Regions from separate parts of the Mus musculus genome. Here region 2 is linked to region 1. The links are chromatin contacts, found by Hi-C or POLR2A ChIA-PET in ENCODE. All regions are on one chromosome and are shown on one strand. Each heading gives the region's core, a stretch centred on a gene start or an enhancer-like site at or near the end of the contact. The rest is flanking DNA. Distances are from core to core; before and after follow the strand shown.

Region 1 (4,020 bases), core at 33-2,532:
TGACTCTAAAATACAGTTCCACATGTTGCAGTGACTCTCCAACCACAGAAAGTATCTTTGTTGCTATTTCATAACTGTAAGTTTTCTTTACTCACTATACATCACATATGTATATATGTATGTATATGATCACAGTCCCCCTCTCTCTCCTCTCTTCCCAGTCCCACCCATACAAATCCCTCCTCCCCTTGGGTCCCACCACATTCTAGGGCATCTAGTCTCAGCAGGACTAGGCACATCCTCTCCCACTGAGGCCCAACCGGGCAGTCCAGGTCAATAAGGGGACCCAATGGCAGGGAACAGAGACCCAGACAGCCCCTGCTCCACTTGTTAGGGGACCCACATGAAGATCAAGCTGCACATTTGCTACAACTGTGTAGGGGGTCTAGGTCCAGCTTCTGCAGGTTCACTGGTTGGTGGCCCAGGGTGCACTAGCCTTCACGGTCCCAGGTTAGTTGACTATGTGGGTCTTCTTGTGGTCATAAATGTAATTTTGCTACTGTTATGGGTGGCACTGTTCCCTGGGTTAGGATCCTCAACTGTATACAGTGCTGAGCTGAGCACAGCTATTCATTGTTCTTGATTGGAGATGCAATGTGACCAGCTGCTTATAGTTCCTGCTGCCTCAACAGACTGTACCCTAACCCTTCCTGGGGTTGCAGAGATGGTTCAGGTTGCTTCTGTAGGGGAACTAAGTTTGACTCACCCTCCCGCAAACACACTCTCCTTAAGTTGCTGATGTCAGGGTGCTAAGACAGGGGTAATAAGAAAAAAAAAATACTTGGAGAAACACAACTTCTCTAGAGTCTCAACTTCCAGACTCGCCAACTCCTTAAGTGCCATGAAGCACCACCTATGAGAGCTCCAATGTCTTCTGGAAAAGCAGTCCTCTGGAGCTTCAAGATGCAGCTCATCACCCAGAAGCTGCTCGGTGGATGGTTCAAGAAGCCAAGGTGGCTGGCTCCATTCTCATTTTATCCAGGAACATAAAGAGCAATAGGTATCCCTGGGACATTGGGGACACCAAGAAGGCAGCACCAATGGTCACCTGCCCATCAAACCACTCGGAGAAACAAAACCCTTTAAAATTAGGTTTCTGAAATTCCCAACAAATGCTAGAATCATAGAAATCACAATTCAAAACTTTGGTTACTGGTTGTAACCCAAAGTAGCACGCTGGCTTATTCAAATCTAGAAAGCCCAGCCTGGTCCCTGGGTGAGTAACAGCGCATGGCTAAAATTAGCCTGGCCATCTGCTGAGACAGCAGCTGCCTATTCTAAGCCCTTGAGAGCCTGCCTGGAAGTGGGGCTGGGCTTCCCAGGGAAAGAGCCAGAGAGGCCTATGGCCTCGTGGTCAAGGGGAGGACAGGTCAGACAGTTAAAGACTTAAAGGGAGCCAGGTTCATAGAGATTGGAAATGCAGTGCTGGATCCAGATTGTATTTCCTAGCTTCTTACATTCTCAGGATGTCAGATGGATAGTGGATCGGCTGATTTAGAAGACTGTCACACTGTGTTTGGGGACTCAGATGACCTATGGAGTTGAAGGCTGTCTATGGACCCCATCTCTCATTTCTGTCCCGAGAGTATTGTCCTTCAGAGTAAAGACTATTTAAACGATTAACAGTCACTCATCCCCAGAAAACCTCCTCCTGAAGTTTGCTGGACTTAAAATTGCAGTCAACGCCCCTATGTGACCGCCCCAGCCTTACCTCTGATTGGACACAAAGCCTTAGCTGGTCCTTTTGCCATTTTTCATAGCCCAGTTTGTACTTGATTTTTATACTCTCCCCCTTTCCTTTTACATGAATGAGTATTTTTGCCTGCCTGCAGAGGCCAGAAAAGCATGGCAGATCCCCTGGAACTGGAGTTATAAATGCTTGGGAGCCACTGTGCAGGTGCCAAGAACCAAACCTGGATCCTCTGCAGGAGCAAGTGCTTCTAACCACTGAGGCATCTTTTTATCTTTTTAGCCCTGCTTCCCACCCCAACTCCTTTTAACTGGTACTGTTAATAAAATCCTTGCATATGCCAAGTCCAATAAAATCACTCTCTCGGGTATTAGCACATTCATTGCTAAGTAATGGATCCCACCAAGACAGTCCATACATATTTACCACAGTGTCCTCTTACCCTTTCTTCAATATTTTAAAAACTTTGTGTGTGCTTGTGTACTCAATGTCAGGATCCAGAAGTCAACGTTAGATGCCCCCCCCCCCCCCCCGCCTTCACCAGAGTCCTTCACCGAGGCTAGTTTTCCATCCCCTTGTTCTCAGCCCCAAATCAGCTTTTTAAATTATTTTTATTATATGTAAGTACACTGTAGCTGTCTTCAGACATTCCAGAAGAGGGCGTCAGATCTCATTACGGATGGTTGTGAGCCACCATGTGGTTGCTGGGATTTGAACTCAGGACCTTTGGAAGAGCAGTCAATGCTCTTACCCGCTGAGCCATCTCGCCAGCCCCCCAAATCAGCTTTTCATGAGACGAGTGTCTCATAGTGTAGCCCAGGCTGGCCTCTACCTTCCGAGTGCTAGGACTCAGTAATGTAATAGCATGCTCTCATCAGTGTGCACTGTGTATACTGTGCTAGCCCTGGATCTCAGCTGGCCTAAACTCATTCCTGAAAGCCAGGCCCTGATGTTTACAGCAAGGTCAAGTTCCAGGCACATCACTCTACAGCAGCTTTGAAATGTGCTGTGTTTGTTGAAGGATTGGTCCTCACCTCCCTAAGAGGGCAACACTCGAGTACAGTCAGACCACACAGAATCCTGATGGCCAGCACAGTGCAGGAACTCAGTGCTTCTCAGACAATGCAACAGGACAGTCTGAACAGCCAAGGACGGGCTGAACAGACGCTGCCCGAGGGCTGCTTACTAGGTGGGCAGAGCATGGCACTCAGACCCTCAATTTTGGGGTAAGGTTGTTGTTAGGTCTGTGGACATGCCAGCATGGGCCGAAGCACTGGCTTTTCATTTATAGTGACTTCACTTTTGGTTGCTGTGCTAGTTTGAATGATAATGGCCTCATAAGTTCACAGGAGTGGCACTATTAAGAGGTGGCCTTGTGGGAGGAAGTGTGTCAGTACGGGGTGGACTTGGAGGTTTCAGAAGCCCCCGGCCCCTTCCTTTCAATCAAAATGTAAAACTCTCAGGTCCTTCTCCAGCATCATGGCTGCCTGCATAGCACCATGCTTTCTTCCATGAGAACAATGGACTAAACTACACTTAACTGCAAACCAGCCCCAATTCAATGTTTTTTCTAGTCGGTTTTGGTGGCACATATCTTTAATCCCTTAATCCCAGCACTTGGGAGGCAGAGGTAGACCATCTCTGAGTTCAATGCCAGCCTAGTTTAGAGTTAAGTTCTAGGACAGAGGGGACTACAAAGAGAAAAAAAAACTGAGAGGGGAGAGAGGAGAGAGGGAGAGAGGGAGAGAGGGAGGGAGGGAGAGAGGGGGAGAGAGAGAGAGAAGAGAAGAGAAGAGAAGAGAAGAGAAGAGAAGAGGGAGAGACGGAGAGAGAGAAGAGAGAGAGGAGAGAGAGAGAGGAGAGAGGGGAGAGAGACCTTCCCTTTGTAAGAGTGGCCATGGCCAGGCGTTTCTTCACTACAGTAGAAGCCCTAACAAAGACAGCTGTCATTCTCGGGGCAAGGCCTGAGATCCTCCCCCAGCCCAAGGTCTCTTTGTGTAGCCCTGGCTATCTTTGAACGCAAGAGATCCATTTGCCTCCTGAGTGCTGCTGGGATTAAAACAATGTGTCACAACCACTCGGCTAAGACTTAGATTTCTTAAACATGGAGAACAGTACCAAGTGAACATTGCAAGAAGCCACTGCTTAGAATAAAGTAGTCAGAAGTGGGAATATGGACTTTAGGAGTCACCTTGTTCAGTAAGCCCTGTGAGGTACTTGCTCTTCTCTGCTGGTACAAAGGCGATGGTAGTTGACGAGCCCTACTGACAGTTTTCATCTACAAGGGGCTGGAGACGTTCAACACTTAAGAAGAGCTTGACCACGTGCCC
Region 2 (4,071 bases), core at 117-2,616, 36 kb before region 1:
AAATACAGATTGCTCAGTTTGGAGGTTTGTTTGTTTGTTTGTTTTCCAAGACAGGATTTCTCTGTGTAGCCTTGGCTGTCCTGGAGCTTGGTATGTAGACTGGGTGGGCCTCGAACTCGGAGATCCACCTGCCTCTTCCTACCGAGTGCTGAGATTAAAGATGTGCGCCACCACACCTGCGAACCTTTCGTTGACCAAGGGCTACAAATACACACCACAGAGTACGTGTTGCTTCAAGACCATTTTGTAACTAAAATGCCTTTTAATAATGTGTGCAATATGAAAATTACAAAATTGTTCCCTTGTCCTTAGGTCGCAGAGTAGCTGGCTTTACTGTCTGCGGACAGGTGAACATCCGTCTCAGAGGTTGTGAGTATAGAAGGAGAAGTGAGGCAGTGAACAGGGGTGGGTGTCAGGCAGAATAACATACTTATATGGGCTGCGGTGCTCACATCCGTGTGTAATGCCCACCCCACAGTCTAGAGACACATCCACTCAGGAGGGAGACTGGGAATGGGGCTACCTCGGCACTGTATCCCGGCTGGATCATCTCCGGAAAGGTCCAGGGCCACCTGTAGTCCCAGGGGAAGGGGCCAAGCCTGTGTGACACGGAAGAAAACACTTCCAGGATGGACGCGGGGGGTCGGGGGGAGCGATCACAAGTGCCTGCAGAAGCAGGAGCCGTCAGAGGATCAGATCGGAGGCCCGGGGCACCAAGAGGGGCTGTGTCCCCGGTGCCCAGCCCGAGCCCTCCCGGCCCCCGGCCGGCGAGTTACATAACCGGGCGGGCGAGGAGGACGGCGCCCGCAACTGGGGGGCCGCTCTTCGCCCACCCCGGCCGGCGACAGCAGTCGCTCCGGGAGAGCAGCCGCCGACTCCGTCAGGACAGGCTGGACTCCCGGGCTTTCGGTTTCCGGCGCTGGCGCTCGCACAACCCCAGAAACAGACACACAAGACACCATAACAAAGGCGGCGACGCGGCGGCAGCGCCTGAGGAGGAAGGCCGGGGACTGCGGTGGGCTGGCGGCCATCCCACCTGCCCGGCAACCGGACTCGGCCGGTGCGACCCCGGGACGGGCAACCGGCGGGAAGGAGGGCTGCTCTGAGACGCTACTTACTCTCGTCAGGCAACTGGTCGAGCTCCGCCATCTTGAACGAGCCGCGCCGCTTTTTCAAAGGCTGCCCGCCCCGGTGCATTGTGGGGCGGAGACTGTCTGCGAGGGAGGTTCGAATGAGGAGCTCGCGGCCCGCGGCGCCTGCTCCCGCCAGGCCGTCCGGCTCCGCCCGAGCCCGGCGGGAGGGGGCCTCGGGGCCTCGCCCGCACCCCGGGCCGGGCCCGGAGGAGGACAGGGGACGCCTCGCCGAGAGGCCCGGTAGGGCCGAGCGCGGGGGGCGCGGCGCCAGCACCGATGCGCCCGCCCGCGCCGCCCCCCTCGCCTGCGCTCGCTCCCGGCGCGCGGCCCGCGCTGCGGCTGCGGGAACTGCAGGCCGGTTCCCGAGGGGAGCGGGACGCAGGCCCGGGCCGGTGGCGCGGCGGACGAGACCTGGGTTCCTGGTCGCTTGGCACGGAGGGGGCTCTGCCCAAAGTAACGTGGACTCGGCTCCCCAGATCGCGTTTCTCCGGCGCCCCGGCCCCTGCCCTTCCCCCCCACCGAGTGCCCGGGCCGCGGCGTCCGCTTCGCCTGCAGGTCACGGACGCGGGGTCCGGGCGGCCCGGGCCGGAACCTGAGCTGCGAGCGGCCGGGACGAGACCTTGAGAGGTCACCAAGTTGGTGTAGGCCGAGGGCTAGTGAACTGTCCTGCTTTCTTTCTCTAATGCGCTCCACCCGAGACCGGTAGTGAGCTGGGAGCCTCACAGTGACTAAGGATGCTTGGGGAAGACACAAGTGACACTAGCCAAGTGTAATGAAACTGGATGGGGATTCCTCCCTTGCTGAAAGAAGCCGGGAAAGATTTCACGGTTCCCATCTGTAACACTTTCTAGTATTTAAACCACGGTGGCTTTTCAACTACTATTTTTACAAGCGTGGTTGATCTCCGGGGTGGGTCTATTCTCCAGGGATTTATGAGGAGGGGGTAGTCGGCGAATGGAGAATTTAAAACAAAACAAAAACGAGTGGATGAGTGACTTCCACAAACTAAAAAGTTTAAAGATGGTTCAGTGAGGTGAGAGCAGATCTAGACAGGCCAGCCCAGGCTAAGTTGGGCTTGGTAAAAAGAATAAAGCGAGGTCTTAAGTAGTACGAAGGGCAGGCTTTCATTTCTTTTCTAGAACACATTCAAGAATGTGAGGCACAGGTTGGAGAAAGACAAGATGAGACTCTTGGGCGAGCAATAGAGTGGAAGACTTCAGGCTCAGGAAAAGGGCAGCAGGCTGTGAAAGTTAAGGGTGCAACTTGGGCTGCTACTTGTATCAGTCCCAGGCAAGCTTAATACTTGTGCTTCAACTTCTCCTCAGTAAAATGCAGGCAAAAATTCCACTCTTGCTTAATGAGTGGAAAGAACTTATAATGGCTCCTTGCAGCCAGCTGTTTGCTGCTACAGCCTCCAGTTTATAGACAGTAGGGAGTACCGCTGAATCTGGGGTGGAGGGAGGGGCAGGATGGAAAATCCACCTTTCGAGAGGTGAGGGGAAAGACTAGTGCGAGCAAGAGAAGCACATGGGTGCTGGCCCTTCTGGGCCCAGGGTAAGTGGGGGAGGAGGTGGGCGGGAAGTAAAACGTTGTAACAAAGTAACCTAGCCTTCTGAGAGAATCTAACCCCCCCTGAGCCTTCTGAACACATTCAGACCAGCCTGCCTCGTAACAGGAAACTGGTCCTGCTTGGGACTTGGGTGTCTTCATCAATTTGAAAATGAGATCGGGCATAATTTAACTCTCTGAGAATAAAAGAGCAGCAATCAACATGGAGGAAGCTGAGAGAGAAGAGAGAGGCAAGAATGGTGAAACCTAGTAGACAGGTGTTGTCAGATCAGAGCAAGTCAGATTTTACTCAGAGGCAGTTTTCATACATTTTTCACTACCTTGGTTTCTCTCTAATGTAACAGCATGTGTTAATCCATTTATGCTTCTGAGACAAGGTACCTTGTGACTTGCTTGGTAATTACTAAATGACAGACATTTATTATGGTTCTGGATTCTGGCAATGTCCGGTGGTTGTGATGAGGGCCGCTTTCTCCTTCCATGATGGGTATCTTGCTGTTATGTCTCCCGGGGTGAAGGATGCGTTCTCTTCCCGAGATGGAAGAGCATGAGTGTCCCTTCATACTGAGACCTGCTGCTGGGTAGAAGAGACAGACAGCTGAGCTGCCAGGAGGATGTGAATCCCATTTGGGAGGGTCAGAGCTTCTTAATACTGTTGCATGACAGATTAAACTTCAATATGAGTTTTGAAGGAGACACCGTGATTCTACCCATAGCAACAGAAACCATAGGATAAGTTTCCTTCATTTGTATATTCCAATTTAGGATGACACGATTTTGTAAGTTATCTTGTTTGCTTTAAAACACACTTTGGGCTTGGTGGTATACTCCTTTAATCCCAGTACCCCATGTTGTGTAGCTGTTTCCTGAAATAAAACCTTCCGTTTTGGAGGGAAATTTCTTTCTTTCTTTCTTTCTTTTTTCTCTTTCTTTCTTTCTTTCTTTCTTTCTTTCTTTCTTTCTTTCTTTCTTTCTTTCTTTCAAAAAAGGTTTATTTATTATGTGTAAGTACACTGTAGCTGTTTTCAGACACACCAGAAGAGGTCATCCATTCTCATTACAGGTGGTTGTGAGCCACCATGCGGTTGCTGGGATTTGAACTTGGGACCTTCAGAAGAGCACTGAATGCTTTTAACCACTGAGCCATCTCTCCAGACCCAGGAAATTTCTTAAGATGTTTTCAGGGAAGTGAAACAAGATACACTATGGGAAGGAGAAATACTGCAGGAAATCTCCTTAAGGAAACTAACAATTCAAAACCGTTTCAGGAAGTTCCTGAAACAGACTAGATTCATTAGACCCCTCTCTCCCCCAAGAGTATGTAAAGTGTAAGGACTTGTGAGAGTCACTTTCAGCTAAGCCCTGGTAC

The links. A loop is a pair of places that touch in the nucleus more often than their neighbours do. ChIA-PET counts read pairs that join two places held with the same protein, here RNA polymerase II (POLR2A).
Region 2: a loop to region 1 is called in a map of heart, with 4 times the contacts of the local background. The contact joins the promoter of Lin9 here to the enhancer-like site in region 1. A Hi-C loop is called at or near these places in 6 of 37 maps with a recorded cell type or tissue (gastrocnemius, heart, left cerebral cortex and 1 more). POLR2A ChIA-PET finds 5 or more read pairs at or near these places in 3 of 5 experiments (all embryonic stem cell).

What each region holds. Positions count from the first base shown.
Region 1 is chr1:180,602,006-180,606,025 of GRCm38, reverse strand. No RefSeq gene overlaps it. Among named protein-coding and RNA genes, the nearest start is that of Mir6904, 17 kb to the right of the region's middle. Within about 2 kb of position 1,282, at least 3 of the 3 ENCODE cell types and tissues checked have a DNase peak (open chromatin) inside an H3K27ac peak, as active enhancers do; they include gastrocnemius, heart and left cerebral cortex, where a contact is called at or near this core.
Region 2 is chr1:180,638,445-180,642,515 of GRCm38, reverse strand. Lin9 (lin-9 homolog (C. elegans)) reads right to left here and starts at 1,366. Exons shown (of 15, transcript NM_001103182.2): 1 at 1,119-1,366. The coding sequence starts at 1,197.